2 separate regions of the Mus musculus genome follow, and region 1 is linked to region 2. The links are chromatin loops, found by intact Hi-C in ENCODE. Cell type or tissue: heart. All regions are shown on one strand. Links, peaks and the distances in the headings refer to the core of each region. The heading gives the core; the rest is flanking DNA.

Region 1 (16,034 bases), core at 5,265-13,264, 55 kb before region 2:
CCTCTGTGAGGACAGCAATGGTGGATAAGGAGACTGGCTTCAGACAACACCACCAATCAGCCCTGAGCAAGTCGTTATGACCCTGCTGTTCCTCTGCTTCCTTGGTGTCAACAGAGACAACCATCTCAGGACATTATTGAGCGGCTAAAGGAGGTGAACCAGGATGGCAAAGCAGCCCATGATAAGGGTCTCGTGGACAAGACAACACAGCGGCCAAAAAAAAAATCCCCACTCTTTTCTGATATGAACTAAGCATTCCAGGAAGTCCACCCAGCACCCATCCAGGAATGCTCGAGGTGTGAGGTTGGTCTAGTTCTGCTCCAGAACACTAGGTTCTGTATCAGTGTCTGAAACAGACCTGCAAGAGAGCTGGGTGACACCCAACCTCTCCCGGCTAGGTGGTCTCTCGGACTCACCTTGCTTCATATGCCTCACCCTTTTGCTCTATCCATGACATATAGGAGAGTCCCACATCACAGGAGGCCAAGCAAGGTAAGAAGAAGGAGTTTCCCGTGTGATGCAGTAAAGATGGAGACTCAAGGCTGGAGAGTCCTCGTACCTGTTCATTGGCTAAGAAGGGCTGGAAGAACCTCCCAGAAGCCCAGTGGAGCCTTCCCTTGTATTCCCTGGATGTTATCCAGTCACAGACCCTTCTGGAAGAACCATTGCCTCAGAGATGTCAAGGCCCATAGCTGGGTGAGAATGGGACCCTCCCCTGAAACACACAGAGGGAGACAGAGTGCCTGACACAGTTAGGGTTCTGTGGTAAGGAACCTGTCAGGCTGCTGACCTCCCATCTTCCACTAAGCACTGGGCCACCTCATGACCACTACAAGCGGCTCTGCCATTTATAGCTCACCTCTGGGTCTTAATTTCTCTATCTGAATAGTGAGAGTGATGTTCTTGAAGTGGAGGGAGATGGGATGGGGGTTCCACCACCTGTCACAGAGTCTTCCTGATCATGACTGAGGTGACCTGCCCCTGGACGTGGCTGAGGCATGCAACTCATGGGTGAGGGGACCTGCCCTGGATATCACTGGGGCCACTCAGGATCGTGGGTAGAATCCAGCATGCTGGAATGGATCGCTGTCCCCACCGGGTTGTCTTCTAGTCCAGAAGACACTCGAGGCACTGTAATCCACCTGGAGAATGATTTCAAGGGATCAGCACATGGGTCACACTTAGCAGAGAGGGTGACCATATGTTCTAGAACCTTCAAGTCCCATCAGACCCAGCGGCTCCTCGCTTACACATCCACATCCATTTCACTGGACAAACATCTCTGGCCTGCTCTGTGGTGAGCGAGACAAGCCATCATCTGAAGCTTTGCCTTCGGGAAGCCCCTCTTTAAAAGTGTCATTCTCCTCCCACACCTAAGGCGATCTGTGTCCTATGGCGTCATTTACATCTCTCAGTGGCAACCGGTCCTTTAAGGTCAAGCTTGAGAAACGGGGGGGGGGGGGGGGGGTAAGAATTTTCTTTAAAAAGGTCTTTGCCGGCCCGGCCCGTGGTTTTGAGTGGAAACAAGTTCTTGGCTGTGACACCATCGTGGTCGGAGCTCACACCCTGAGAAAGGAAACATGGCCTCAAACTTGACAATAAGAAAGACCCTAGAACAAGAAGACCAAAGCAGGCAGCAGCCCCCTCCCTCTCCGCTCCGCTCTGCTCCAAAACTTCTGCCACAGTCAGGGCAGGAACACAGGGAAAATCTTTCCACAGAAGCCCACCTCTGGGCCAGCCCCAGGTGGCTGAAAGCCCAGCAGGACAGAAGACAGATGCCAGTATGGACGGCAGGCTGGCAGAAGGAAGTGGCTTTCTCAGCCGGCTGCCTCGGGGAAAGAGCAGAAACTTAACCAAGAATAATACAGGGCTATTTTCAACCTTGGGGTTTCCACCCCAGTGTCCCCAAGTACTGGGGGGCAGTGTGGCTCCCATGTGAGAAGGACAGGATGCTGATGAAAGAGAGACAGCTGGGAGGAAGTTGAGTCCGGAGAAAAGGGGATGATGTGACCCGCCATCCAACCCAGGATCCCTAACTCCCATCCCGGGAGTCCTGGGTTTCTCCTCTGAAGGTCAACATTCTGTGTCACTGTCCTATGGCTGTGGACAGTGCTGTAGCAGTGACTTAAAAACAGCACACACCCGTTCCCTGACAGTCCCCAAGGTCAGGACTACAGATTGGGGTGGTGGTTCCTTCTAGAACCTCCTGTGTTTCCCTGCCAGTCCTCAGCTTCAAGAGTCATCTCAGCCCAACTAAATCCTGTCCTGCCGTGTCACGTGTCTTCTCTGGCTCTGACCCACGTGTCCCTTCTTCATAGTTCTGACTCAACCCTGTGACACTGGCTTGCATGGATAATCAAGAAGACTCTCCCATCATCAGATGTTTGACTTGTTCTCAGAGGCCTTGGCAAGAGTCACTTTATTCTGGCCTCGGGATCTCTACCCTGCATTGACCAATGCCCCGCTCATGGCACTAGAGGCTGAGAGACCCTTGCAGAAGCCACGGACAGGAAGGAAAAGGGGATCCAGGGTGGCTGAGACACTGGTTTTTCTCCCCCAAAGCTGGCTAAGGACCTGCTAAGGGGATACCTCCCATGTCCCTTTTGGGGTTTGGGCAATTTTTTAAGTTTTTTTTCTATATACTTCAGACAAAAGCAAAGTAGGGGATAGTAGGGATAGCCCTCAGCACAAAGTAGGGGATAGTAGGGATAGCCCTCAGCACAAAGGTATGACCCATAATGCCAACATATATTGAGTTCAGTCCCAATCTGCAACACAGCTCCAAGCCAGGGTCACTCAGAGCTCAGTCCTCCACTTGCACATGCTAACGGGATGGGGGGGCAGGACAGGAGGACCCTGCTCACCGGGCAGCATCCACGAAAGCCTATTCCCTTCCCCAAACCTCACCACAAGGGATCCTAGAGCCCAGATTCTGCCCTTCCTTCCCTCTCCCGCCCCTTCCCCTCCCACCGCATAGGAAAGGCTAAACCAAAAGCACACTATTTTGATGTCCTCTAAGGGATGCTCACAGCGACTCCTCCTGCAGGATGTGCGAGTCCGTAGGACTGCCTAAAGCAACATGGGATCACCTTCATGAGGGGATCTCAAGTCTCTCCGAAGCCCTGAGCCAACCACTGATCCCTTCTTCCCATCACAGGGCTCCCGGTGGGTGGATCACAGGCAACGCCTCACTGGCCTGTCCCACCACCTGCCGTGAGCATCAAAACCAAGTTTGAGGTCAGCCTGGAATATAGATTAAGATTCTTTCTCAGAAACAAACAAACAAAATAATAATAGTAAAAGAGAAAGCTACAGAACTCCAGGCTCTGGTCCGGAAGGGAAGCCAGGATCGGGGAGTCAGCAAGGCAGCCCTTCCACTAGGCTAGCACAGACTCTGTGTAAGGAACCTAATGAGAGAAGTTTAATAAATTCATTACTGTTTACAATGGAAGGCTCAGAAATGACCACATTAATATCATATTCAATTAAATCGGTGTCCATAAATAAAGGGAAAACATATAACTCTGCACAGTCATACGTTTCTTTATCACTCCAAACAATTGAGTGCTAATTCCACTATTGTTGCAGCTTGGTTTCTTGAGACAGTGTTTCACTGTGTAGCCCAGCATGGTCTGGAACTCACCATCCTCCTGCCTCAGCTTCTGGAATGCTTGGCTTACAGGAGTGCACCACCACACCCTATTAACAATTACATTATTGACATAGTTGATTGACACACACACACACACACACACACACACACACTTACTTAACCATTGGCGTTGTAGCGTGTCAGCAAGGACTATTTAATATTTATAGTTCAGCTCTCTAATCACTCCTGGCTTAATTACAGATGAGTGGTAAACAGAAATACGGTTATTTTGGGTATTTTCTGAGCGGCAGGCTCTGCTCTGTGCTCTTCGGGCCTGTTAAGCCTCTTTGTGTGTGGTATCAAATCCCTCTCGATGGTGAGGGAAATGGGAGACAGAAGCATGATGAGTGGAACCCTAGCCTGTCCTCTGGCCACACAATCAACCCTTGTCTTTCACCGGCCCAGCCAATACCTCACACAGCAGGCACCCCAGGGCACTTGCCTCACCCCACCCTGCTCTTCCCTCGATGTCTCTAGGGTCCTTGTCTTCTGTGACTGGTATGAAGGGAAGCAGAAAGTTTGTTCTGCTCAGGTGGACCTTGCAGACATTAGGGAACTAAGTAGCCACTCAGAGTCATGTTAACACACACTAACCTAATAAGGGTTTTATATGATCCCAAGAGTGGTGGTTAGGTAGCTGGCCTTTCCTTCAGGACCAAACAGTCTCCACCCAGAGAAAGTCACATTCCTTTGAGGACCCAAGTCCTGTCCCAGGAGGCCCCAGCCTTCAGAGATGCCAAATTCCCTCCCGCACTTCAGGGAGACAGCATCCACTCTTGGCCCAGAGGTTGAACTCTGAGAGACACAAACAGGACTGGATTCACTTTGCACATCCAGAGAGGAGCTGTTTATACACAAGACCCCCGTTGGAGCCCTCTGAAGCCAACGGGACTCCCTGCAGAAATGGCTGCTTTACTTTGCTCTGCAGTCAGCTGTCCTCTGGGCCAAGGATCTTGCAGAAGCTCTAACTGCACTCCCGGAACAAGGGAGGCCTCACTCAAGCCAAACATGGCCCTCTCCCGCACTTTCCACATGGGTAAGCTGGGACTAACTGGCCCTGTCTCTGAGATCCCATGAGAGCAGAGACAGTGCACACTGCCTCAGAGACAGCAGAACTAGCAGTCTGTGCCCACCTGCGGTGTGGGGGTGGGGAGGGCCTTTGTTCCCAGTTGCTACTGAAATGGCCCCTGGGCTGGTTATAGCACCAGTGAGGGTCATTCTGAGCCGGTGTCTGGCATAAGTATGTGTGCACGAATGGAAGATCACACCTCAGCGCTATGACTGGTGACCGTCCCACTAATGCTTCTAGAAGCTTCCAGAAGGGTGCTGTCAGCATAGTCTCCTTCCTCCATGCCCTCCCATGCTGCACGAGGCCTGGGCTCACTGAAACCCTAATCTACATCTGGTAGAACAGCGTGGATTGCCCGCCCTCTGTGCTCTCCTGTGTCTGTTATTCTCCAGAGCTTTCTGCTATTGTCTTAAGAGAAGAAAAAAAAATCCCTAAATCCTTGAAAATCTCAATCCATTATTTCTTAAAAGTAAATTAAAGATTTATTTTAAAGATTCCTTTAAGGATTCACAGTGACTCACACCTCTCCTCCCCTTGCTAAGGAGGCTGAGGCAGGAAGATTGCAATGAGTTCAAAGCCTGGGCTGCAGAGTCAGATCTGGTCTCATTTTTTTTAAAGACTTTTTAAAAATAAATTTACTTTATGTAGATAAGTACACCGTCGCTGTCTTCAGACATCCCAGAAGAGGGCATCAGATCCCATTACAGATGGTTGTGAGCCACCATGTGGTTGCTGGGAATTAAACTCAGGACCTCTGGAAGAGCAGTCAGTGCTCTTAACCACTGAGCCATCTCTCCAGACCTCTGGTCTCGTTTTTTAACATCAAAATTTAAAAAGAAAAAAAAATCCTGGAATCTAATGAAAACTATATTCAAAAGTGATTTTTTAAAAAAAGAAACAAACATTACTTTTGTGAAAGAGCAACTTTTTTTAATAAAGGATGAAATCAATACTTCTTAAGAGAATACAAAAATAAATATTTGGACACTAGCACTCCTTGAGGCAGGTGGAAGGTGACATGTGACAAGGGGCCTTGTGAACAGGTTGTCCTGGCTTCGGAAGGGACACTCCTGCTTTGACTGAGGGGGAGAAGCAGGGGCCCAGGATTCTGTTTGCATGTATCACACACTCCAAGGATTCTGTTTGCATGTATCACACACTCTGTCGACCCTGTCTGTTGAGCAGGCCCCACCCAGCACCTTCACACAGTAGCCGGGAAGGTCACCGTGGTCCTTAGCTTTTCAGGTTGTAAGGTATGGCCTGTAGCTTGTAGCTGCTCTGGACCCTCAGGCTTTTCCCCAGAGCAACAGTCAGCAGGTAAGGCTTTCCTGCAGTTCCCCAGGGAATGCAGAGCACCTAGGCTTCTCTAGCTGCGTGGAGCATGTAACCCAGCTTGTTACAAAGTTGAACAAACGGAGAAGCTCTCCTTCTCTCAGACAAAAGCAGATGATGACTCTCCCTGCCCCCACATCTGCTTGGCTTTCTGCCCCTGTTGTGTACTGACCCTCAAACTAACTCCTTTTCAGCGGCTCCCTCCTCCGGGAAGTGTCCCTTAGGCGGGGCTATAGTCACTGATTTAGATTACTTACAAACTAGGTTGGACAGCCAGATTGGGGGCGCAAATGGTGCGGTAGGGGGACATTCCGCTCTGTGCCCACTGGGTAGGGTGTGTGCCTTTCCCTGGTACGTGGGTGGGCACTGATGAGCCCAGAGCACAGTTTGGACGTGGCTTTTCACTGGGTCTTAGGACTGGGTATGGAGCTGGACAAGGAAGGGTGAGATGCCAGTGAATGGGTCTTCTCCACAGTGCCTGGTCCTCCTTTGATGCCCCACACAGCCCTGTCAGCTGACACAGAGTCTGTGTGAATCAATGAACCACAACCAAAATTCCTGCGAAGGCTGCAAGCAGTATCTACACCCATATTTAAAATCTGCCCCACTTTACAGGGAAGGTCTCAAGTGATTGACAGCTGAGCCTGTGAGAATACAAATATTGTCTTAAAAAGAGTTTTTTTTTTTTTCAGAGTTCTGGCCAAAAAGAAAAGAAGCTGAATAGTAAAGATTCTTCTTCTCCAACCAAGCAGAGAAAGTCATAAATCTCCGCCCTCGGCCGCAGAAGGGCAAAGGCGAGTCTGCTGCCACCAGATGATTTGAACTGTCGAAAGACCTCAGCACACAGAAAGGCCAGCCATTAGTGGTGAAGGGGGAAACGCAGGAAAGGAATGCTTTAATCACAGGTTGCGGCCACAGCCCCTGCAAGCTTCTGACACCTGCCTGAGCAGGAGCGCATCCCTCTGTGGGCTTCCGGAGGCCCCTTGGAGGACACCCGCCCACCCCAGTCAGAGGGCTCCACATCCTTTCGGAATTCTCTTAGTCACAGACTCTTGAAGCTTGAGCTCAGGCGAGGTGGGGTGCCCGGACTGAGGCTTAGACGGTGATCTGTTGATTTTCTCTAAAAAAGGGTCTCTGGTGTGAGGTACAGATATCCGGAAACATGCGGAAAGCCTGGTCCGGCTGGGGCTCCTCCAGGGCTGGCATCAGGGAGCCAGCACCGCAGCTCTTGCCCGCTTCCTCCACCAGCTGCCTGGCATACAGCTGCTCTACCTGCAAGGGCCATGTGCAAAGTCAGAATCAAGGTGGAGGGGAACTGGGGCCATCCTCCACCACAGGTCCTCCAATCCCCTCCGAGACAAGATGGAGCCAGGTGGGCAGCGTTCCTGCACATGGCTAAGAGTGTTCTCCCAGAACTGCTCCAACCAGGCTGGCTGCTCCTCAGACTGTCACCATTACATCTACAAGAGTGCCACCGTTCAGACCATAGTCAAATAGACCGTGATCTGTCACTTAGATCTTAGGGCCACTGGACAAGCAGAAATTTCCTGAAGAGGGAGGAACAGGAGAACAGAGGGAGGGAAAGTAGGAGCAAGCAGAGAGGGGAAGAAGGAAACACAAATGAAGAGAGTCCCAACGTGGGAAGCCATCACAGAGGTGACAAGAGCCACGTATGATCTAGTCCCCGACCTCTGCCCAGGTGGAGCCCCCAGTCCTTGCTGTCTCTTCTCACCCTGGGCACAGGCAGACACTGCTGCCGGCTCTCACCTGCACCAGAATGAGTTTGGAGCGCAAGGGCACAGTGTCCGGAAACTCCTCCCCGAAGCACAGGACCACCCTGCTGTCAGGTAGGCGGCTCTGGGTGGCGTAGAATTGCTGCAGCTCTGGAAGAACACAGACACCAGTGAACCGCTGAGCTGTGTGTAGCCAGGGCCCAGGGCTGGGGTACAGAACTTGGAAGGAAGTCACAGATCCCCCAACAGCCAAGGAAAGGGGCCTAGGATACAAGGCTGCTTAGCTAGAAGCCAACCAAGGACCCATGGGATTTGTCACTCCCGAATACTGCTAGGCGATTTGGGGAACTTTTTGTTGGTCTGGATTTGTTTTGGGGAGACAGGATCTCACTGTGCAGTGCAGGCTGGCCTGGAACTCTCTCTCCATGATCCTCCTGCCCACTAAATCATGCCACATCCCCTAGGGACCCTGTCAGGGTAAAGAAGCCGAGCCTGGGCAGGCTGAGGCCCTGGAGTCTGCATTGCTAAGCCGTTCCCAGGCTAGGAACAACCATCAGCTTCGTCAACTCCAAAAGGAAAGGCTCCAACTCTGCTGTCCTTATACCGAGGGGGAGGTGAGGAAAGGGTTGCCCAGGCGCTCAGAAAGCACAGGCAGGCTAGGCTTCCAAGGGTTCCCCCAGCTATACCACTGCCAAAGCCATGCAAGAGTGCACTTGGCCCATGATACAGGAGGCACAAGGAAGGAGGTGGGTGTGACCTCTAAGGCAGGGACAGTGGGTGGCAGCGAGGTGACTTGGTACTGACCTCGGATGAACTGGTTGGTGTCAAAGACCTGCACCACCTCGTCCCGCTCCAGCTTGTTGGGCCTGCCCTTGCACACCACCGCGTTGCCGCTGCAGAACACGCGGCCCTGGCACAGCCGCTTCACGAACACGCCCTTGCGGTTGCTGTGCAGTAGCACGCCACGTTCCAGGTGCCCAAACAGCTTCCGGGTCACCTGCCTCTGCCGCTCACTGGGGATGGTGTCGGCCGTCGGAAAGCACACGGGTTCCAGGCCATCCGGCCCATACAACTTAGGCAGCCCCGGCTGGCTCAGGGAGAGACGGCAGCCTTCAAGGCAGGTGGTGGTGGCCTGGCCCACCAGCTTGCCCCCGTAGTAGAAGCTGATGACCATCTGGGAGAAAGCTGTGGGAGCCAAGAGCACAGGGCCATCAGGCCTAGAAGATGGGGAGCCCCAGTGCCTCCCCTAAAGGCTCAGAGTCTATTCCTCATTCCAAGTGCTGTTTGCTGGTAATCTCAGCCCATGAGAGGCAGAGAAAGGCTGACCCCGGAGGCTGGCTGGCCAGCCAGTCTCACCTAGTTGGTCAGATCCAAGCCAGCAGGAGACCCTGTCTCAAAAAATAAGACGGGCAATGCCCAAGAAATGATACCTGAGACTTGCCTCTGGCTTCCACGTGTACATACGTGTGAACACGCATTCACATACACATGAACCTACACACATATGAACACATATTCATATACACACACATCTCCACACACATGAGCACAGGTGTGAACATGCATTCATGCATACATGTGCACATGTGCATGCACATGCGCAAACACAGAGAGATCTAGGAAGGCCTGTACCAAGCTCAAGACATACAAGCATGCCAATGTAATTCTCATGAGCTGCCTATGGCTCTGGTTCCCGAGTCACCCTGCACTCGGTAGCCCCCATTAGAGATGGGAAGAAACCCACCTGTGAAGGTATCAACATTATCACAAACACTGTGACCTGGACTCAGATCGAAAGCCTCTGTACAATCCTACACACAGCCTGTCCTCCAGAAAGACCTAGAAGCCTTCTCTCCACCTATGAGCAGCACAGGCAGGAGCTGTGACCATAGGCTACATCCTAGCCAACCCTTCTCTCTGTCACCTCAGGAGCTGGGGTGCAGGTCGGAGGGGAAGCGCTCCCTCACGCACTCAAGTCCTAGGCTTCATCCCCAGTGCCACAACGTAAACCCATCAATCGAAAAACAAAAACAAAACAAAAAACAAAAAAGTTTTAAAAAGAGAGAAAAGCTTCAGTCTGGCACCAACCGACCATAATAATCCCAACGATCTTTTTTGGGTGGGAGGGAGACTTTGAACTTGAACCCTGAGGCTGGAAACGTGCCAACCCAGTATTTGGCTTTCGTTGACTTTCCTTTTCTTCCGGCCTCTGGCTTCCTGTCTAGCAGGCGGTACTGAAGGTACTGACGTCCTCTTGCAGGCAAGGACAACCGGATTCCAGATAAGGTTACAAAGTGGAAAGATGAGAAAAACACAAGGCAGAGGGCCCAGCGGCCCCTGACTAACAGCTAGTGTGGAGGCGGGGCTCCAGGGAGGGAATCATAGAGGCGGGACTCCTGGGAGGGAAGCTCGGACACCAGGAGCCCAGAGCTAGAGGCTTGTTGTTGGAGAAGCTTTGTAACTGCTATAAACTGAATTCTCCACTGTCGGCAGCCTTGTGCATCCTAAGCTTCGCCTCGCCACCTCAGGCCAATCCAGGCTTCTCTCTGGAGCCACACAAGTTGATAGCTCCCCAAACTCATGGTGTCCTAAAGCTGTGCAGTCACCAACTGCACCACTGCCTGGGTGGGCCTGTGTGGGTGACACCAGCAGCTCGCCCCACATTCACTCCCAGGCCCACCGTTAAAATCGCTATCAGCATCATCAGCATCGCCATCTGCATCGCCTTCGTACTGAATTCTAGCACTGCTTCCTCACAGCTGTGTGACTTGAGGCAAGCGGCTCCACCTCTCTGTGCCTGCTCTTCATCAGCAAGGTAGCGATGACAAGAGCGCCAGCTTTGTGGGGGGGTCTCTTGTGAGACCACAGGAGCCAGGGAAACGGGACAAAATATGGTCCACAGGTGAGACCCCTGAGACTACGTACTGAAATCCCTGGTTCTGCGGGGGTTGGGCATATCCATACATCTGGCCCCTGTGGTACATCGCTGGTCACCGCAGCCATTTTGCAGGCTGAAGAGGTGAAAGGGCAAGCCCTGCCACTCCAGCTGTCTGCTGGGGGAGCCTGGCATTTTTCTCCACAGCAGGCTGGCTCTGCCTCACCCTGAAGTGCTGACACACCAAAAAAAGCCTTGCTGTTTGACCCATTCCTTAGATGCACACAGGCTGGGAACAAATTGGCAGCCTCAAGAGGTCTGACAGCAGAGCACCTCTGAGAAAGCCTTGGCGTGGGTGGCAAATACAGAGAGGGGTGCCTCATGCCAGAGCACTCGAGGCCGAGGCAGGAGGATTGTGACTTCATGACCATCTCGAGCTACACATCTCTCAAGATTGTTCTAAAAATAAATCAATAAATCAATGAATAAAATAAAATTTAAAAGCCAGAGGTCTGGGTTTTTCTGATAAATAGGAAGTCTATCCTAGCCTGGTCTCAAGACCTATAACACTGCTTACCACAGGGAGGCAGCTACCATGGGTTAGACCTCAGAGTCAAGGCTCTGCACAGTGCCATGGTCTCCCTTACTCCCTGTGGTCCCCCTGCCTCACCCATCTCACCCCAGGTCATCTCTGCAGTCAGGAAGCCCGGCTGCAGCGTATCTACAGAGACGGGGCATGTGGCCTGGGTTCTGGAAGAAGAGCTCCCAGCTGTGGCTGAGGGCACCTCGCTTCCCTCACTTGTGCTGAGGCAGCTGTGCAAGGCTCAAGGGCACTTCCTCCCCACAGCCTGCCTTTACCTCTCACTCAGAAGGCCCCAGGTCTGGCCCGGCCAGTGTGGCCCCAGAATGCATTGGTCAGCAGATTCTCAGGGCCACAGCCCGGGGCTGACAAGGCCAAAGGCTCAGCCCGTGACCCCGGGCCTCCTGAGTGGGTTACAGAAGCCTTGAGGGCAGTCGAGAAGACAAATGCTTGTGGAAGCTGTACAAGCTAAGCTCGCCATCCACAGCCAGATCTAAAAGGACCCCAACACATGGACAGGCCAGCACTAGAGAGAGGGGCGAACGTCTATTTGTGTTTTTCTTACTTGGTGAGCACCTGCCTCTACCTTCGTGACAGCTCCCAGGGCTTCTCCCTGAGCCCCACCGAGCCTGTCCTGAAACCAGGCAGCACGGTGGCTCGCAGGACGGCACAGAGATGCCACCTGCCTCACAGCGAGCAGCAGTGAGGATGGCAGATCCCCACTCTGAGACCCATCAGTCACACTGCCCAGGGCCTTGAAATGGGAAACGACCTGTCTTCATAACCTAGAGGAGGTTAATAGCATGGGAAAGAGACAAGAGCCCACAAGAATGTCACCCTTGACTCTGGCACCCAAAATCACACTACAAACACCAGCCATCACTATCAGCACCATGACCATGGTTGCCAGCGTTATCACCATCAGTACCATGATCGCCACCACCATCAGGATCCTCAACATCACCACCACCATCATCATCACCAGCACCATCAGTCTCAGCAGCAGCACCACCACCACCATCACCACCATCAGGAGCGCCGTCACCTATAGAAATAGCTTTTTTCCAGAAACACCTCTTGCCTTCAGCAACTGAACTTTTGTCAGGCTCTGCAACCAGGTTAACCATTGGCCTTGAGACCATTTAAAATTACGTCCTTGCTCTGCCTCCATACTGTGTTCTCGGCCCGTTTAACCTGCCTTTGAAAGACCCATGCAACCAACCTTATGTCGCCTCAGTTTCCCAGATTCTCAATCAGCTTTTAAAACACAAGCTAAATGCATAGCTTAAATCTCAAATTATATACCCTTCCGTGCCTATGACCAGAGTAGTGTGTGTGTGTGTGTGTGTGTGTGTGTGTGTGCATGCATACATTGTACACACTATGGTAATCGTTCGCTGAAAACAGCCAATAGGTTAAAAGCAACCATAATCAAAAGAAATATCCCCTAAGAGTTGGAAGGCACACGAGGATATAAATCAATAGCATGTCTGCAGGGCCGCACGCTATTCTCAGTCAGCCGGGGTCAGCAAAGTAACGTCTTAACTTGAAAAAAAACTCCAGATCTCTATAAAAAGATAATCCCTTAGTCCTTTCCCATACTGTACCTATTGTGCTGTTCCATAAATACAGAGCAAAGCACTTTGTCAGGGACAGACAGACATCAGACACACACAACAGAGAGACAAAATAACACAGACCGCAGAGGAGACAGCCAGAAGACCGCAGGTGGGGAGGGAGCGGGAGGGAGGGGAGAATTCAGATGAAGGCTCGCTCTTCATCTACAGTGCTCCAGGAGAAAGAATCATTTCACTCATTAAGGCAGCTGTAGAGGGAACTTCATACATCTGTATGGACATTGTTCCTGGAAACAGTCAATCTGACGGCCTATGGCTTAGGCAGGAAATAGGAAGAGAGACATCCCGGAGGGAGAGAAAATTCTGGGATAGGGCGAAGTGCGGGAGATTCTCCCGGGAAGTTGTGATGAGAGGGACACATGGTCCCTGAGCACAGGTAACCAGCCACGTGGCAGAATGTAGATTAAAATAAATGGGTTATTTTAGGTTATGATCTAGTCAGAGAAGAGCCTAGCTTCATACAGGTATCTGTAAATATTATCTTGAGTCTGGGAGCATGGGGGCTGGGAGGAGGAACCAGGTCCAACTTCTATAGACAGCACTGATGCAACCACATCATCACCATCAGCATCCATACCAGCATCAGCAGCATCTGCAGCATCATAGCCATTCAGCACCATCAACATCTGCACTATCAGTATCATCTACATCAGCACCATCAGCACCACCAACATCTGCACCAGCCTCAGCACCATCAGTATATCAGTACAACCATCTCTAGGACTCTTGCTACAGAGTTGGAAGTGAGAGGAGGTGACAGACCCTACATGGGAGACACTGGCCAGCTGTGTCCCTACTAGACCGTGTTAGGAATAGTACAGCATTTCACACATGATGAACCTGACGCCCCAAGAGGTCAGATCCCACCACGCGAGGCCAAGGCAGTCCAGCAACCTACATTCCCGGCTGCAGAGCTGTCCCTGAGGACACTCTTGGATGACTATAACTGCTCCCAAACCACACAGAACGAGGAAGAAGAATCAGTCTCTGGAGCCTACCCCTAGGCCACACTTGTCTGTGGGACCTCATGACCCCATCTACATCATGGGGCTATTTTCAAGCAGAGCCTGTGCCATGCTCTCCCAGAGTACCCTGGTACCTGAATGGTGTGTGTCATAGGCGGCATATCCGGTCACCAGTGGCAGGCCTGTAAGCAGAGAAAAGAAAGGATATGCCTTGCTGGGCTGGTGCAGGGAGGACCCAAGTATCCCTGAGCTATAGATGAGAGGCTGACACTGCTGGTGTCAACATTAGTGGGCAGACCTCACTCTACGTGAGACACAGAAACCTACCATGATGGAGGGGACTTCCTCTGCACTACAGGTTCCTGTCCTTGTGCTAAGCTTCCTTGCTACCCCAAGGACCATACACAATGGTTGGGGACTTGTCTCACAAGGAAGCTGGAGTCCCAGGCAGTTTTGCCAAAGACACACCCCTGCAGCGCAAGGCCCCTTGCAGGACACTAACACCCACAGCCTGGAAACCTCACAGTCCTGCAAGGCCAGTTAAGACCTCCCAGCAGTTCCTGTCTTAGCAGGAGAGAGGCAAAAGAGGAAACCAAGATGTCTGTGAGCCATAAAAGTTGCTCACACACTGAGGTAGGGGCCCAGGTGAATGACCCTCTAAGTAGCTACAGCATGGGTGTACCTCCCAGATACTATCAAAGGGGTGAATCCTTTATTTAACTTGTGGATCCTACCAGGCAGGTCCTGGTGGCCCATTTTATGGATGAGCAAACAAGAGGCACCACCAAGACATGAAAACTGCCCAAAGTGGTTCCAAACTAACGCCTATTCCTGACTGAGCTCCCCTCCCGCTCCTAACGCCCTGGCTCTCTCTGGCTCTGGGGCTGCCCTGACAGTGAGCCAGGAAGAGACAGGTGGCTGAGAGCTGGGACCTCCCTTGAGGCTTGGGGATGTTGGCAGGCTCCTCTCAGCTTCCGGGGACTACAGGAGGGGACTGACCATGCATGACTACCAAGACCTTTGTGCCTGCCTGAGAGGCTGCAGCTTGGCTGTCTCGGTCCCCGGCTGTGACTCATGACCCTTCCACAGGACATGGATCCTAGCAGTGGCAAGCACCTCCTACCCTAACATAAAGAGCCTAGTGGTTGCTAGTGCCGGACAGCCACACTCACCTGCACTGGGCTGCTGGACCCACCAGTCAGGGAGGATCTGGCTCCTGCAGGCCTCTGGTGGGGATGGGCTCCTCTTGGTCATACCCATGTACTCATCCACAGAAGGCTGTAGACCCAGGTGACAGAAAAGAGCAGTTGAGTCCCGGGTCACCAGCACAGCACTCACCTGACCCCATGTTTGTAAAACCCAATATCAGACACACAACTAAATCCACAACTTTTATCTCATGAGAGAAAAGCAGAGCTTCCCTTTGCAATTCATCAGACCCTAAGCTACAAACCCACTGGGCTGGCATCCTGACTAGCCTTGGCTATGAAAGAGTTCACTGGCCTTCAGATGCTGGGAGACATAGCCCAGTTCTGGGGCAACCCTCTGGGGTGACACCAAGCCAATTCTACTGTGCTGAGAATCTCACTCAGAGAGCCACAGGGCTCTCGGGCCTTCAGTGGTGGATGGGTCCAATTAGGAGACGTCCTGAAACCTCCTTTGCTTGTGACCCTGGTGTGACATCATCACCATCTACTGGCTCAGGCAAGTTGGCAGTAAAGGCTTATACCGAAAACAAGACAAGGTGGGGGTGGGGGAGACACAGAACCAAGACCACCCAGAACATCACAACGGCCATGTGCCGCAGAGCTGGGCAGCTTGGGAAGGTGATGCTGGCCGGCTGCAGTGCTCCACAGAATGCTGCAGACCACACAGCTGATGTGTCGTTGCTAACAACAGTCTTGGTTTTATTTTTATGATGTCACTGAGCTGGGGATGGAAACCGGGACTTTGTGCACGCGAGGCGAGCGCTCTACCACGGAGCTATGTCATTGCCAGCCTTTTTCCCCTTTTGATTTCAAGGCAGGGTCTCGTGAAGTTTTCTACCTTGAATTCATTCTGCAGCTCAAGCAGGTCTTAACCCCTCCTGCCTCCGCCTCCTGAGTAGCTGAGGTGACAGGGTCTGGGCCAGCTGCCGTCTAAAGAGACCTCATCTTGCTTATATAAGCTTAAAGGGTTGTTTCAGCTATGG
Region 2 (16,034 bases), core at 3,797-11,796:
TAAAAAATAAGTAAATCTCACTGAGCAGAAAATCTCCCCAATCTTTGGGCTTGCTCTAAGCAATCCCCACCCAGGAAAAAATCCTCCCCTCAAAACCCTATATAAGCCAGAGCCAGGCTGCCTTTCCCTTCTGAGCGGAGACACTTCTATTGGGGAAACTTTTGCTCTCAGAGCCGAAACACCTACATTGGGGAAGCCTTTCCCTCCAGAGCTGTAACACAGCATATTGGTGTGTGGAGTTAGCTAGAAAACTCTTTCAGAAATTCTATTCAAGTGTAGGAGAGAGAAAGCATATCAAGTCACGTACTAAGAGAGTTATTTCAGTTTTGGGTTTGTTTGTTTTTGTTTTGGGTGTTTTTCTGTAGGTTTTTTTTTTTTTTTAATGCATGCGCGCATGCAAATGTGCATGTGCAGTTGTGTGTGAAGGCCAGAAAGGACATCAGATTCTCTGGAGCCGGAGTTAAGAGCATCTTGTGACGGTAAATGTCCTTGAGCGCTCTGGCAGAGCAGCAAGGGCTCTTAAGTGCTGAGCTGTCTCTCCAGTTGCAGGGTTAGGACACTTTAACAGGCAAGGTCTACTAGAAGGCCTTTGGGGCTGTTAAGGCTGTCTACGATGGCCTTACAGGAAATCTCCTGAGAGCGGTATTTCTCACATCAAGCCTCACCAAAAACAGGGTTCTAAGCGACCCCGAATTCTCTGCTAGTTGTTCTGCTTCCGGTTTGATTACCCGTTTCCCTGCCTCTCCGACATTTCAGCCACAGTGCATCACCGGGAAGCCCTAACGATCCTCCATAGTGAGTCAAGCTCGCACTGTGTCTGAGTCCCGCAGGAATGGGACCCTTGAACTTGGGCATGCGCAACCATATGGATGCCGCGGGGGACTGTGGGAAGGAGAGCTGACCTGAGTTCTCCGCTCAAGGCTCGCTCCCCAGCCCTGAGGCGAGCTGCCCTGAGGTGAGGCAGCTGGAGGAAGTCAAGCCTCTACCTAAAAGTGTGCTTTGGAGAAAGTGAGGCAGGGGGACACCTGCAGAAAAGACTGGAGAGAACTGATGAGAAGAGCAAATGCAGAACATTATTTTAAAAAAAATAGCTAAGTCAAAACCAAGGAACAACTTCATTTTCTTTTATTTACTTATTTTATTTTATTTATTTAATGTATATGGCTATACTGTTGCTGTCTTCAGAGACACCAGAAGGTAGCATCAGATACCCATTACAGATGGTTGGGAGCCACCATGGGGTTGCTGGGAATTGAACTCAGGACCTCTGGAAGAGCAGCAGTCAGTGCTCTTAACCGCTGAGCCATCTCTCCAAGCCCAACAACTTCATTTTCAAAATAGCCTAATAGTGACCTGAAAAGACCCTTCATCCAAGTAGATTTTACACTGGGTTTGTGGTCCCTGTGTGTGATCCCAGCATTCAAGAGGCTAAGGACCAGGAGAGGCTCAAGCCAACCTGGCCTTCTCAAGAAGATGAATGAGGCCATAAAAGCACGAGTCAGCTGGCGATAGAGCCAGCGGGAGAGCACTTAACTCGCCTCTCCTGAGGTCCTGACTCAAGCCTCCCCAGTCCTCCCTCTCCCAGATGATTGGTCACTAGGCAATTACTAATTAAATTAAGAAGCAGCTCTATAAGGTCATTGACCTTATTAAAATGTAAATGTTAATGACACCAAGGGCTAGCTAGCCGGAGTACAAAATAGCCCTTGAAACTTTGCAGACAGTTCCCAGTTCCCTGGAAAGTGAGTCCTCTGCACCAGCCAACCATTGCGTCAACCGGTATTCCCCCAAGCACACAACGGAGGAAACTGCTGATGGCCGAATTGATGTCTGTGACAAACATTTATAACAAATGTCCATTGGCTGCTAAGTGGGTGGATGAGCAGCTCGTGGAGCAGCGAAAGAACCAGCTATGGATGCAAGCGGCCGCAGCAGCAGCAGCAGCAGCAGCAACAGCAGCAGCAGCAGCAGCACAGGCAACTAACTGTCTTCAAAATAGCAAAAGGCAGGACCTAGAAGACTATACACTTCAGGTCCTCTTTACATGCAGTTATTTAAAGACATGGCCAGGGTGCTGGAGAGATGGCTCAGTGATTTAAGAGTATTGGCTGCTCTTCCCGAGGTCCCAGGTTCGATTCCCAGAATCCAAGTGGCCCCCTCATAACCTTTTGTAATTCCAGTTTCAGGGATGCCAGTTCCCTGCTGGCCTCTGAGAACATCAGCCACACATGGTATTCATAGATGTACATGCAGGCAAAGCACACACACATACATACATACATACATAAATGTATGTCCTGACAAGAATAACAGCAAATCAAAGGTTACCAGGGAGAAGGAACTAAAGGGAGAGGTGACCCCCCCCCAGAGGGACAAGGAACTTAGCAATCATTTAGAGATAGTCTGTCATGCCAGATAGGTGAACAGACAACTCCATACATTTGCCAAGACTCACCAAATTGTACATTTAAAATTGGTGAATTTTATCACATGGATTATACCTAAATAAAGTCAGCATCCTAAACAACATACACAAAACCTCTGACTTTCCAGCCACTGAGATCACAACGAGAGCTGGAGGGAAGGAAGGTTTCTGTTTCTGTGGCCACTGCAGCATTTTCAAGCGTTTTTCCTTAAACCTTCCCTCCCTCCCACCCCATCCCCGACAGCTCTGTCCTGACCACAGTTGCTCTCCTAGGACATCAGCTGAGACTCTCTGTTACTCTTCTTAAAGGGTTTTGGCCATGCTCAGAAAAGTATTGGGTGGGGGCTGGCAAGATGGCTCAGTGGCTAAGGATGCCAACTACTCTTCCGAAGGTCCCGAGTTCAAATCCCAGCAACCACACGGTGGCTCACAACCATCTGTAACGAAATCTGATGCCCTCTTCTGGAGTATCTGAGGACAGCTACAGTGTACTTTCTTTTTAAAAGAAGAGAAGAGAAGAGAAGAGAAGAGAAGAGAAGAGAAGAGAAGAGAAGAGAAGAGAAGAGAAGAGAAGAGAAGAGAAGAGAAGGTGGCTCTCAGCCACCTGTCAGCATGTAATTTCCAGGCTGTGCTAGCAATGGGCAGCCCTGCCCTGAGGCCTGTCGCTGAGAGCCCTCATGTGGACGTTGATCTTCATCCTTTGCCTTCTGAGGTTGCCTGGTGGATTGCTCCGCCAAGGCAACGTTGAGGGGAGCAGTACCCCACAAACCATGGGCTAGAAGAGAGCAGTGAACAGTCACGTGGACTTGGCAGACATCGTGGCTGGGGAGTCAACGCTCAACCTTAGAAAAGACTTGGCCAGCCGAGAGACCCGTCTGCTGGTTTTCCCACAAATGCCAATAGCCAGTGAGTGTCAGAATTCCCTTAACTATTCTGCTTTAAAAAAAAAAAAATGTTTAAACCCTTTCTTTTTTTTTATTCTAGTCTCCCCAAGTCTTACACACACACACACACACACACACACACACACACACACATACACTTCCCAATAGTGAACCTCTTTAAAGTGTAGTTGTCCCCAATTCTGATATATCAGAGACCCAGAGGGAAAAAGCTGCTCAGAGCTGTCCCACGTGAGATATGCCACCACAGGGTTCTGAGGAGCGGCTTCGCCGACAGAGCTGGGGCCACCTGCCTGTCCTTTCGCCAACCAGAGGCCTGTCCAGCCACCTTCCTGCAGGTCTTGGTTCGATATAGCTGTCAACTTGATCCAGTCTAGAGCTGTCATTATCCAGACAGAAGGTTAGCCTGTGGCCAAGGCTGTGAGAGGTTGTCTTGACTAGTGATTGACGTGAGAAGGCCCAGCCCACTGGCCAAGGTAACCCCCCTAGGCAATGATTGACGTGAGAAGGCCCAGTCCACTAGCCGGGTACCTTCCCTGGGTAGTATTCCTAGCCTGTAAAAGGAAGCCAGTTAAGCATGAGCCAGCAGCAACCCTATCGGCCTCCGAGGTTTCTGCTCCTGCCTGAGTGTCTGACTGACTTCCCTCCGTGATGAACCATGAACTGCCGTGGTGAGATGGAACCAGCCCTTTCCTCCCTGGGTTGCTTGTGGTCCTGATTGCTTCATCACAGCGCAGAGGGAAACTAAGCTACAGCTCGCCCCTTGCCCCTCCCTGTTCACACCTAAAGCACTCCAGGGGCTCCGCTAAAAGCCCCAGATAATGGAGATTCCCAGGAATGAAACCGTGGGATACAAGAGAACCTGACAGCAAAGGATCCAGAACCCGAGATGCCACTTCCTACCAATGCCACCTGTCATAGCAGGAAACAGTGGGGGAGTCCCTCAGGCGGTCTGAGTCACAAACGCCGCCCACGCCCACAAAGCCTAGAGGACACACCTGTGAGGATCAGCACGTGGCCCTGGCAGAAACTCAGAGCCTGGTTCTTCCCCACGCCTGTTTTCGGAGGGAAGGCAGAACAAGAAGGCAGACCCCCTAAACCTGATGGGACTTAATTACACCTAGCTTGTTACTGTGTTTCTGTCTCAGTGGATCTATTAAAACCAGACTAAGTCGGCCGAGGGCTGGGATCCTCAGCTGCCCCCCACTCACCCTCATGGTGAAGATGCGGTAGTTGCTCGTGCGGCTTCTATGAGGGAAGGCTTCTGTGGAGAGCGCTGCCTGTGAATGGTGGGCCCTAGATTAAAATGGGGTCTAAACAAGCCTCGAGACATTACACCCACTCCCTCCTGCCCAACACAGCCTGCTAAGGACTCCCTTAAGTCATATTAAAACTGAAGGTACACTGAGGAGGCTGAGGCAGGAGGATTACTAAGTTTAAGTTTGACGTTGGGCTGGGCTACATAATGACACACTGGTTGCTTGTTTGGTTGGTTGGTTTTGATGTTGCTTTCTTGCTTGTTTGCTTGCTTGCTTGCTTCTTCTTTTTTTTTTTTTTAAAGTACATTGGGAATGCTCTGGATGGCCCGTGGATCCGCTCCCACCTCCACAACAACTGCCCTCAATCTGCTGGCCTGGCTTGTCTCATTGCATGATGACACATGAAGAAGCCAGGTGCTTATGTAATGGTGTTTGTTACCTGAGAAGATTAAAAATACTACTAATAATAATAATGGCAGCCTGGGGTCTGTTGTTGTATCCTTGCTGCATGGGCAGATGTGTGTACAGGCTGGGAATGCAAAGAATGGAGAAAAGACTTCTAGTCAGAGGAAGAAGCCAACGTTCGCCTCTGAGAATACGGCAGCTAAAATCAAGTGGATTATAAAGCAGAGGATCTGAGTCACCAGCACACACTAGGTGACAGATCGTGTCACCTGTAAAGGCCAGGGACAACCGAGCAGGGGAAAGAGGAGCTGGTGACAAGAGGGACGCAGACATGGTGAAGTGCCTGATTCTGAGACGGGAGGTTACCCCAGCGGATGCAGAAGACTTCAGTGTCCTCACCTGGGTTTTATTAAGAGGTGGAAAGGCTCAGGTCAAGAGAGCAGAGGAGAAAGAAACTGTGTTGCTGACTCAATGGTAAGGCAGTGTTGAGGGGTGGGCGGATCCAAGGCTTCCCCTGAGGCCCTGATGTATGGAACACCTCTTCCCTGGAACCTTTAACATGCTTGGCAGAGCTGGTAATGGCCTGGGACTTGGGACCTAGGTCTTAGGGGGAGCTACAGCTATCAGTCACAAGGCTGCTGTGTCCTTCATAATATTCCTGAGGTACCCTGTGTTGATTAGCTTCTGGCTTGGTCCCGTTACTTGAGAGTTTCTGCTGATTTGGTCCCATTTCTACCCTGGAGCTAACGTACAGATTTTCCTAAAAGGCTTGCTTGGTGCAGACAAAGCTTGTGCCAGACCTCACTTGGTTAAGTGCTTTTCCCGAGAACTCTAGCGAAAGAAGTCTAGATTGGCTCACCTTGCCTTCTGAGACAGTTTGAAGGCAGGCATCCTCTTCCTCAGACACACAGGAAGTCACATACTCCTCAGTCCCAGGGGACTCTGGCTTCCTCCTGGGGAGAAGCCTTCCTGTGGTTTCCGGAAGTCTAAGATGAGAAAGAAGGTCCCTTGTCCCCGCTGTGTCCAGCCACTGTTCCCCACTGAGGATCATCAGATGGCCAGATTGCTAGTAGCCATGATGGAGGTTACTAAGCTAAGAGAAGACCCTGTGTCCATGCCCTGTAAAGGTCAGAGAGGGAATAGGAACCCAGCCCTGGAGCTAACCTGCCACCGCACGGACACTGTGAGCGTGGGAACCAGGCACCTACACACAATGCTTGCCTTTGGGTTCCTGCTGTCCATCCCTGGCCACTACAGCAGTGCCGTGGCCATGGCTGGGGCACTTTAGCTCCAGCAAGAATCCCCTATCTCAGTTCTGAAAACCAGAAGTCCAGCTGCAAGGCACAGTTCCCTCTGGGGACTCTGGGAAGGAAGGAGAGATTCATCTCCTTCCAATTCCAATGACTGACACTACTCCTCAGCCTGACAATATCACTCTAACCTCATGGCCTCTTCCTGTGTCTGTCTCTTCTGGGGCTTGCAAGGGATTTCCGTTGGACCCAGGGCCCAGACAGTCACCAAGAATGATCTCATTTCCAGCTCCTTGATCTCTGAAGACCTTTTCTTTTTTTCCAAGCAAAGCCACACTGTGGTGACATTTTTGAGAATTCTGGAATTTGGTTTTCTTTTTTCTTTCTTTCTTTCTTTTTTTTTTTTTTTTTTTTTTTTGGTTTTTCGAGACAGGGTTTTCCTGTGTAGCCCTGGCTGTCCTGGAACTCACTCTGTAGAGCAGACTGGCATCAAACTCAGAAATCTGCCTGCCTCTGCCTCCCAAGTGCTGGGATTAAAGGCCTGCGCCACCACTGCCGGGCTGGGTTTCTTTAAAAACAACAACAACCAAGCACAGAACTATCACACGACTGTGCTTTGGTTTTAATCCCACGTGTGGGATGTGGGTGGCTTCAGACTGTCCACAGCAGCTGACTGTGATCTGCCTCCTGCTCCAGCGGAAGCATGGCTTTGCCAGCTGCAGATAATTTTTGTAACAGTGTGACATTTGGAATTCTGGAAACTTTTCAGAGGATACATAAATGCTAGGGCCCTAAGAGGCAGCGTGGTTGGTGTTGGTTGTTCAGGGAGGTTAGTTGTGATTTGTTAGTGGCTGTGGTCATAGAAGAAACAAAAGGAAAACAATTAGATTCAGGGATTTTCCTAATTCCTCTCTCTCCTCTCTCCTTGTTTCTCTTCTATCTAGTGTGAAACTAGGGGGGATAAAGGGTAAGAAGAAAAAAACAAAAACTGCCAAAGGCCAGCTACACCACACCTCAGGAAGTTGCCAGAGCCTCTATAGGTAAAAGTTGCTTATCCATGAGGCCAGTCTCCCTGGCACCCAAGAACTGTCACATCTTTGCTCAGAACAAGCTTTCTAGATCCTAACATGTCCACAGAGGAAAAATGGCAGCCTGGACGCCGCCCTCTTCAGCACCACCACAGGACCACAAGAGGAGACTGTAGAGAGGAGGAGATGGGAGGTTGTGGATAAGAAGAAAAGTCAAGGAGACCCAGCTGGTCGGTTATGGCTCATCTTATTTCCTGCTGGAAACGGCACCGCAGGAAAGTTACCATGGCTGCCGGATGAGTCCCCACAGCTGGGAAGCAGCCAGCAAGAAGACAAGATGGACTTCCAAGCACAGAACAATTATGCAAACTCCACTATGTTTACAGAGGCTTGATGGGTGAGCAGGCAGCATGTCTGCCTGGCACCTGTGTTAGTGTTGGGAACTCAGAGGGGCTACTTGTGGCTGTCCGTTCTTTGCTGCCTATGGCAGCAATGGCTTTGCTGTGAATATCTGAAAGTGGGCATTTTAGAGCAGCCATCCCAGGATACTGGTAGCTGCTGTGAGTAGATCACAGTGTGTTTTCCAGGCCTTTTCTAAGCTCACAACTTGCTCTCTGGAGGGTCCCATTGGCTCGCCCTCACTCAGGCTGGCTTCCCAGTTAGATTCTCAGTTCTGTCTCTTTCTTTAAAGTAAATGTTTGGGAGGCTGGAGAGGTGACTCAGTGGTTAAGGGCACTTGCTGCTCTTGCAAAAGACCTGGGTTTAATTCCCAGCATCCTCCATGGAGGCTCACAACCATCTTTAACTCCAGTTCCAGGGGCCCCTGGTGCCCTCTTCTGGCCTCTATGGGTACTGCATGCACACAGTGTACAGGCATGTGTGTGTGTGTGTGTGTGTGTGTGTGTGTGTGTGTGTGTGTGTGTATGAATATTATCTTGGACTCTCTTCATGCACATGGTTCTTGTGCTTTCTGAGACATTTGATTCTTGAGTTATAGCTGCCACCAAGGGCCTGAGCTGAGAGTCCGGCCTCCGTGTATCAGCGTTGTGCAATCAGGGCTATAAAGAGATGCTCAGAAAATAGCTTCTCCAGCAGGCTTCCTTCCTGTGGCTGATTTCATGTAGACATGTCACAACTATGGGGGGGTGGGGAGGGGGGGCGGGGGGAACGAGAGGTTAAAGAGTATGCAGGATTTGCTGAAAAGGTTATTTCTTATTAAAAAAAAAAAAAAAAAAAAAAAAAAACTCTGCCCTGTCAAGTGGTGAGAGAACAACCAGGCAGATTCCACCCGCTTTGTTCCCTAAGTCTGGGATGATAAAGGAGCCTGGCTTCAGTAAGAGTTCCACACCTACGCCACCAACCATCTCCCAGCCCTGACACCACCAACCCAGCTTCCCAGCGCTGCAGAAACTCTTGTGGGGTGTCTGGGTGTTCAGTGGGTGTGTCCCACCAGGACAGTGTATCTGGTGGATGAAGATGGGACTTGAACTTAAGGACTAGGCCTCCTCCCTGCTTGCAGCTCTCTGTGGCACTTGCTCGCTGTCCTCCGCAGAGCAGCTCCTGTGCCTGTGTCCCTTCCTCTGTTCCTCTTGAGCAGTAACTGAGTAGGGTCCCGGTCTAGCATGGCGCTTTCCTTCTTCTGTCTCTCTAGCGATGCTCTTCTGTGGCCCTCAGCATCCAGCACTGTGGCAACAGCTCTTCTCCCCCGGCTGGCTCGCCCTCTGGCTGCTTGCCAGGCATTTTGGTCTGCGGTGTCTGGAGCGTCTCTACACATCTAACTGTCGCTTTGTTTTTCTCTCTTCTGCTCTGCACTTCATGGGTTGAAAATTCATGCTTTGGCAGGAGTGTGGTGCCCGGCACTCTTTAGCTCTGTGAGTTCAAGGCCAGCCTGGTTTACATGGATAGCCTGAGTTGCATAGAGAGACCCTATCTCAAAAAAAAAAAAATCCTGTTTCCACCAGTTCTGGCATGGAGCATTCTCACGCTGACACCGCACTTGGCTCCTTTCTGTGGAGCTCTGACTGAGATTGGAGCTGAGCCTGTCTTCATAGGGTTTCATGATGGAACTGGTGTGGCCCTCACCCTACCAAGCTTTGCCACTATTTCCATGGTAACTATGTAAAACATTATTTTACATGGTAACTATGTAATACATTGTTTCCTGGGAAAATAATGTTTCCTGTTGATCTAATGTAGTATTGTCACAGATGAAGCAGATGGAAGTTGTTGGCCACATCCAGACCCCAATCTAAGTGACGAAATCCATCTGGACAGCCGTCCAACCCTTTAACCCTAGAAGGACCAGGAGCGTGGCGAGTAAGGCTTTGCAGCCCGTCCCCTCTCTGTCACAGCTGCTGGATTCTGAGTGCAGACGCAGCTGTGGAGGATGTCAGTGAACGGGAGAGCCTGCTGTGCTCCATTCTGAGAGCAGGTGACAGATGTGTGGCTGTCTGTCAGATGCTGAGCTGGTCTTGTGCCTTACACAAGCAAACACTCTCTCAAAGATGCCTGGAAGCCTTCTCGGACGCTTTGAGTAGTAGAGAGCTTACTGCTTCATAAGGACCTCAAATAAGCAGAGCTGTTAGGGATAAAGTGAGCCTGAAGCCACACTTCTCAGTGTGATCCTCCCCCAAACCTCACTGAGGGGAAGGAGGGGCAGACAGGGAAGAGTCTGAGCCACTTAGGCTCATCTCTTGTACCTGCATGCTCCTTGGGAAAGTGGGTTGAGAGGTAGGGGGCATGCCCACCGTCACTGAGGTTTAATTGAGCAAGCCTGCAGTCACATGAAGACTTGCAGCCACTGAATTTCTGCTTCCCAAGTTGATGCTCACTGCACCCAGATGACAGGCTTTCCTGTCTTAAACCAGCGATGATGAGGTAGGCACTATGGGGGTGTGGCGAGTAGCTTAGGTTGAGTTTGGGTTGGGTTGGGTTGGCAACAGGCCGTTGTTATCCAAGCCGGACTGCAGCTTTAGGCCCCAAGCATTCTCCTCTGCCTTCTGTCTGGCTGTGTCTACAAGCATGCACGCACCTTGTGCCCACCAGGTTTACCTTTTAACATCGTAATAAGCAGACACAACCTGGGCTGTAGAGGTAGCTTAGTAAAGTGCTTTCTGTGCAAGCATGAGGACCTGGGTGCAGATCCCTAGCAAACATTAAAAAGCCAGGTGTGGCAACACATGGCTGTAATCCTGGTGCCGGGGAGGCAGAGACGAGCAGACCGATGGAGTTCACCAGCCAGTCTAGACAATCAGTGAGCGTCAGGTTTAGAGAGAAACCTTGTCTTAAGAGAGGACTGTAGAAAACAACAGAGAAAGACATCTGACGTTGACTCTGGTTTGCGCACATAATGAACATGTAACAACAGTATACATGTGTGAGCATGTGTACATGACATACACTACACACATGAACGTGTGTGCACAACATATACAACACACACATACAATAGGAGTGAGTGTCTTTTGGTAGAATTCATTCTAGGGACTCCTCTCTAGTCTTGCAGGTCAAGTGGCTTCTTGTAGAGACGTTTGTTGCCCTTGGCCTGTGGGTTATCCACATGAAACTCAGGCGGGGTCTGCTGTCTACCTGCTGTGATGTTCCCAGGGAAGCTGGCAAAGACCTGGAGCTGAGCCCACAGCACACTGTGTCTATAGCAGCCCCATATGCCACTCCGACTAAATCACCATTGGCCAATGTAAGGACACGGTCCAAGTGTAAACACAAGATTCCCTTGCTCTGTGTACACCTTGCACATAGAAGCTGACAGGTAATTTATATAGTATCCATAATTGTGAGCAGGAAACTCATGATCTGGCAGGGTTTTCTACTGTCATCATACCTGTAAAGATGAAGATGATGGCTTCCACAATTGTACCAGAGTTGGTGTGAGGCATCTTGAGTGTCTGGCCCCGGTCTAGGTGAGACAGGCTGATCTCATTCCTTATGGCGGCACCTGAGTTCAGAACATGAAGGAGACGCCACCAACTGTTCGCTTAGACTCTGTGGTTACACATGAGGGAATGCATCCTGTCCTAGGAGGGAATTTCCTGAGAGAGTTGAAGCCCACCAGAGCCTTCCCTCTTTGGGTGCATCTGGCACTGTGGGGGTGTGCAGGTATAGGATGGTTGTGGGAAGTACTTATGGAAAGAGGAGCAGGTGAGCTCACGGAGGGACAGCAGGGGTCACCTGTCAGCTTGGAGTATATGAATATATGTGCCTAAGAGAACACAGATCTTCTCCTTGACAGAGAGTCTGCAGGCCAGGCCCAAAAGGAAGAGAAAAATGGACCACGGTGCATCTGTGGAAATTGAGAAACTGCCCACAGGATCTATTCCTCATCTCAGACCTTGAACCCAGGCTCCTTCAGGGTAGAAAGGTATCCTGGGCTCACTGTTTTTGAGTGGGGCAAACACTCTGCCAGGCAGGAGGACATCCACACTTCTTATCCGGGTTTGCAAGTCTGCTGCCTGCCACGCAAAGTGCAGTGGGCGGAGTCTGTAGTGGGCGGAGTCTGCAGTGGGCGTGTCCCATAAGTAACTATCCTTGAGAGACAAGGCTCCTTGGAACTTACTCTTGGAAGGTAAACGTTCCAACAAAACGAAGCCCTGTGAACTCCGCTGGCGGCACTTTGTCATCGCTGGCAGGAAACCTTCAGAGACTGCAGCGAACTGCCTCTTAATCCTGTCAGGCAAGGTCAGTAGCTGGGTGCAGGCTCCATACACAAGCCAGAGCCCCCAACAGTCTATCCATCTCCCCAACACTACAGGAGTTAAACTGTGCCTGACCCTCCAAAACACACAGACACATAAACAGTGGGAGATAAGACAGCCCGGCTCTGCTCCACTCTGGGGAAAGAGATGAAGAGCCTTGGCGTGAGGGGTAGCCTCGCTGTGAAGGCGCTTGTTAGCCCAGCCCCTCCCAGCAGCTGCCTTTGCGGTGGCGTTGGAGGACAGTGTTCTTGGCCCAGAAACTATAGAGTATAGGGTCAAAGTCATAAAGTTCAGAAGCAGAGAGAGGCGCCGCCCAGGAGCACGCTTGAAAGCAGACACCGGTCTGTGCACGGCTGTGTGGCTGCCAACAGTCTAAGAATGGTGTAGAGACTACAGAGACAAAGTTTGGAGCTGAGACGAAAGGATGGACCATCTAGAGACTGCCATATCCAGGGATCCATCCCATAATCAGCTTCCAAACGCTGACACCATTGCATACACTAGCAAGATTTTGCTGAAAGGACCCAGATATGGCTGTCTCTTGTGAGACTATGCCGGGGCCTGGCAAACACAGAAGTGGATGCTCACAGTCATCTATTGGTTGGATCACAGAGCCCCCAATGGAGGAACTAGAGAAAGTACCCAAGGAGCTGAAGGGATCTGCAATCCTATAGGTGGAACAACAATATGAACTAACCAATAACCTCCCGGAGCTCGTGTCTCTAGCTGCATATGAATCAGAAGATGGCCTAGTCAGCCATCAGTGGAAAGAGAGGCCCATTGGTCGTGCAAACTTTATATGCCTCAGTACAGGGGAATGCAAGGGCCAAGAAGTGGGGGGGGGGGAGTGGGGAGGGGGAGCGTGTGGAGGACTTTTGGGATAGCATTGGAAATGTAAATGAAATAAATACCCAATTAAAAAAAAAAAAAAAGAATGGTGCAGAGACATCTCCAGGGTGGAGAAAGACAAAGGGACAGACAGAAACTGACATGGGTGTCCTTGAAAGGAGGAGGACTAGGTGTTCCTACCCAAAAGGCCCAGACTTGTGGCTGAGGATGTGGCCCGGGGCTCAGCAGTGGAGTGTTTAGCTAGCATGCACAAGTCTCCAGGCGGCAGCACTGCAGAAGATCAAAGGTCAAAGTGGAAGCCAGACAGCAGTGCCCTGTGCTGGGCAGCCTGGAGAGTGGCTTACTGATGTCCCCAATGAGATGGGGACACGGGGACCTTCTGTCAGAAACCAGAAGCCTTGGACAGGAGAATTTTTGAGGATTGGAAACAGATTACCGGGGTGTCATGGGGTGGCAAGTGCTGATCAAGTGACAGATAGCAGGATGCTGGGACAGGCCAGCCGAGAACACCAAGAGGAGTTCTCCCCCCAGGCCTGAGGCCACTGCCCCTACAAAGGAGATGCCACAACTGCCCTCGATTGGCATCTAGAAGCCAGAGGGAATGGTTCTCTCATTCCCAGAATCAAGAAGAGCCAGTAGATCCATGTACCCAAAGCGAATGACAAGTTTCCACAGAACTGGTCAAGATGACCCTGTCTGCTTGAATGGTGCAGCTGAGTGTGAGTTGTGCGGCTGTGAGATTGTGTGGCTGTGAGATTGTGTAACTGTGTGGCTCAAGAACTGCCCAAGGCTATGAGGTCACACCCAGTTTGATTATCATCGACCTCACAGCTACTATCCACATATAAGAAAATGCGCACTATGTTTCTCTTTTCTGGATCTGAGATACCTCACATGGGGTGGTTTTTATTTTTGTTTGTTTTGGAGACAGGGTTTCTCTGTGTAGCCCTGGCTGTCCTGGAACTCACTCTGTAGACCAGGCTGGCCTCAAACTCAGAGATCCACCTGCCTCTGCCTCCCCAGTTGCTGGAACTTAAAAGCGTGCGCCGCCGCCGCCACCACCACCTGGCTATGATTTCACCACCACCTGGCTATGATTTCATTTTTTTGTTAACAGCTGAGTAACACTCCATTGAGTAAATGTACCAAGGGCCATCTAGGTGGTTTCTGATTTCTGGCTATTCCGACTAAAGCAGCAATGAAACATGGTTGAGCAAGTGTCTCTGTGGTAGGATGAAGCATCCTTTGGATACATGCCCAAGAGTGGTACAGCCAGCTCCTGAGGTAGATCAACTCCCGTCTTCCCCAGGAATTTCCATATTGATTTCCACTGTGGCTGTACAAGTTTTCATTTCCACCAGCAATGGATGAGTGCTCCCCTTGCCCCACTTCTCAATGGATGAGTGCTCCCCTTGCCCCACTTCTCCATGGATGAGTGTTCCCCTTGCCCCACTTCTCCATGGATGAGTGCTCCCCTTGCCCCACATCTCCATGGGTGAGTGCTCCCCTTGCCCCACTTCTCCATGGGTGAGTGCTCCCCTTGCCCCACATCTCCATGGGTGAGTGCTCCCCTTGCCCCACTTCTCCATGGGTGAGTGCTCCCCTTGTCCCACTCCTCCATGGATGAGTGTTCTCCTTACTCCACTTCTGCATGGGTGAGTGCTCCCCTTGCCCCACTCCTCCATGGGTGAGTGCTCCCCTTGCCCCACTTCTCCATGGGTGAGTGCTCCCCTTGCCCCACATCTCCATGGGTGAGTGCTCCCCTTGCCCCACTTCTCCATGGATAAGTGCCATGCTGAGAGGTCTGAGATGAAATCTCAAAGCAGTTCTTATTTTGACTAAATGATTTTTCTTTTCTTTTCAGAGGGGAGCAGAGGGAGACTCGGCACAGAGTTTTCTCTGTGCACCCTTTGCTGTCCTGGAACTCACTCTATAGACCAGGCTGGCCTCGAACTCAGAGATCCACCTGCCTCTGCCTCCTGAGCATTTGGCTTAAGGGCCTGCACCAGCACTGCCCAGCTAGGAGATTTTTTCTTAATTAGATCTTTTGAAGTGGGAAGACCCAGCTTTAATGGGCTCTTTTTAGGTGATAAGATCTGCTCTAGATCTGGGCCATACCTTTGTGGCTGCCTACGTAAAGGGCGTGGAAGAGGGAAGCACCTGTTCTTTGCCTGCTTGCGCTAGCTCTGCCTTTTCTGGCATGAGGGTCTACCTCTTTGAGATCCAAATGTATACTGAAGACCAATTGAGACAGCCAGCCTTGTGGGCCAGATTCTTGGACTTCCCATTGGTAGACAGCCATTGTTGAACTATCTGGACCATAGCCTGTAAGCCTCTCTAAAAAAAAAATATATATATACATATATATATATATATATATATATATATATATACACACACAACACACATATATATCATATAATATGTAATATGATATTGGGATATTATAGTATATAATATATTGACATAAATATAATAACATCTCATATATATATGTGTGTGTGTGTGTGTGTGTGTGTTCTATCAGTTCTGTTTTTCTAGAGAACCCTAATATACCCATCCAGCACTGTACTGGGGCCTGGGTATGGTGTTTGGATATGGCCCCTTGGGAGGTGATAATTAACACTGTGTCCATCTCTGCCTCTGAGCCAGCAGCAGCATGACGTTGGTAGGAAGTCAGTCAGCCACGGAGTGAAGGTTGACAGACACCACAGCAACAGCCCTAGGCATCCAGGGCTTTCTCCAAGAAAGCCAGTCATCAGAACTCAGCACGTCCCAAGTGATCTCCCAGAAATCCGTCAGTAGAGGTCTGGTTAGGTGAGCTTGCAGCTGCCTCCTGTCTCTGAACATGTGCCTTCTACTGCCAAGGGGGCTCAGAAGGGTCTGGCTTTCTCTTTCCCCCAGATCCACATGTCCCCATGGGTACAGGGTCTAGACTGCTTCGTGTCTGAACAGAGCTGTTTGACAGCAGACTGCTAACTGCTCTCCTGACTCAGTGTTAATAATCTACGGTTTAAAGGCTACCTCACCTTCCAAGGGGGCCATATCCAAACACCATACCCAGGCTCCATTACAGAGAAGGACGTGTTGTTAGGCTTCAGGAGTAGCAGAGGAAGAGAGGACAGCTTCCCACAGCAGAGACTAGTGTCTCTCCTCACACCACTCCCACTTCAGGATTCAGTCTCAAAGATGGACTCAATAGAC

What was found. Peaks named below come from ENCODE experiments on the same cell type or tissue, not always from the same donor. Only the 100,000 strongest peaks of a DNase experiment are listed, where the experiment ranks them.
Region 1: it touches region 2 in a loop (2.5-fold over the local background); 2 of 42 quality-filtered maps call a loop at or near these places.

What each region holds. Positions count from the first base shown.
Region 1 is chr8:120,746,290-120,762,323 of GRCm38, reverse strand. Irf8 (interferon regulatory factor 8) reads right to left here. Exons shown (of 9, transcript NM_008320.4): 5 at 15,016-15,121; 6 at 13,978-14,025; 7 at 8,591-8,971; 8 at 7,821-7,936; 9 at 5,630-7,325. The coding sequence ends at 7,149. Among named protein-coding and RNA genes, the nearest start is that of Gm39266, 16 kb to the left of the region's middle. In heart, for the core only: no CTCF peak of the experiment used is centred there; DNase peaks (open chromatin) are centred at 10,113, 10,753 and 11,443; H3K4me3 peaks cover 421 bases; H3K27ac peaks cover 2,800 bases; H3K27me3 peaks cover 1,755 bases.
Region 2 is chr8:120,690,170-120,706,203 of GRCm38, reverse strand. It overlaps Gm39265 (a long non-coding RNA gene), which reads left to right and starts at 5,324. Exons shown (of 3, transcript XR_879259.2): 1 at 5,324-5,465. In heart, for the core only: a CTCF peak has its summit at 8,094 (motif pointing left); DNase peaks (open chromatin) are centred at 5,953, 8,303, 9,123, 9,613 and 6 weaker places; H3K4me3 peaks cover 111 bases; H3K27ac peaks cover 1,363 bases; H3K27me3 peaks cover 1,490 bases.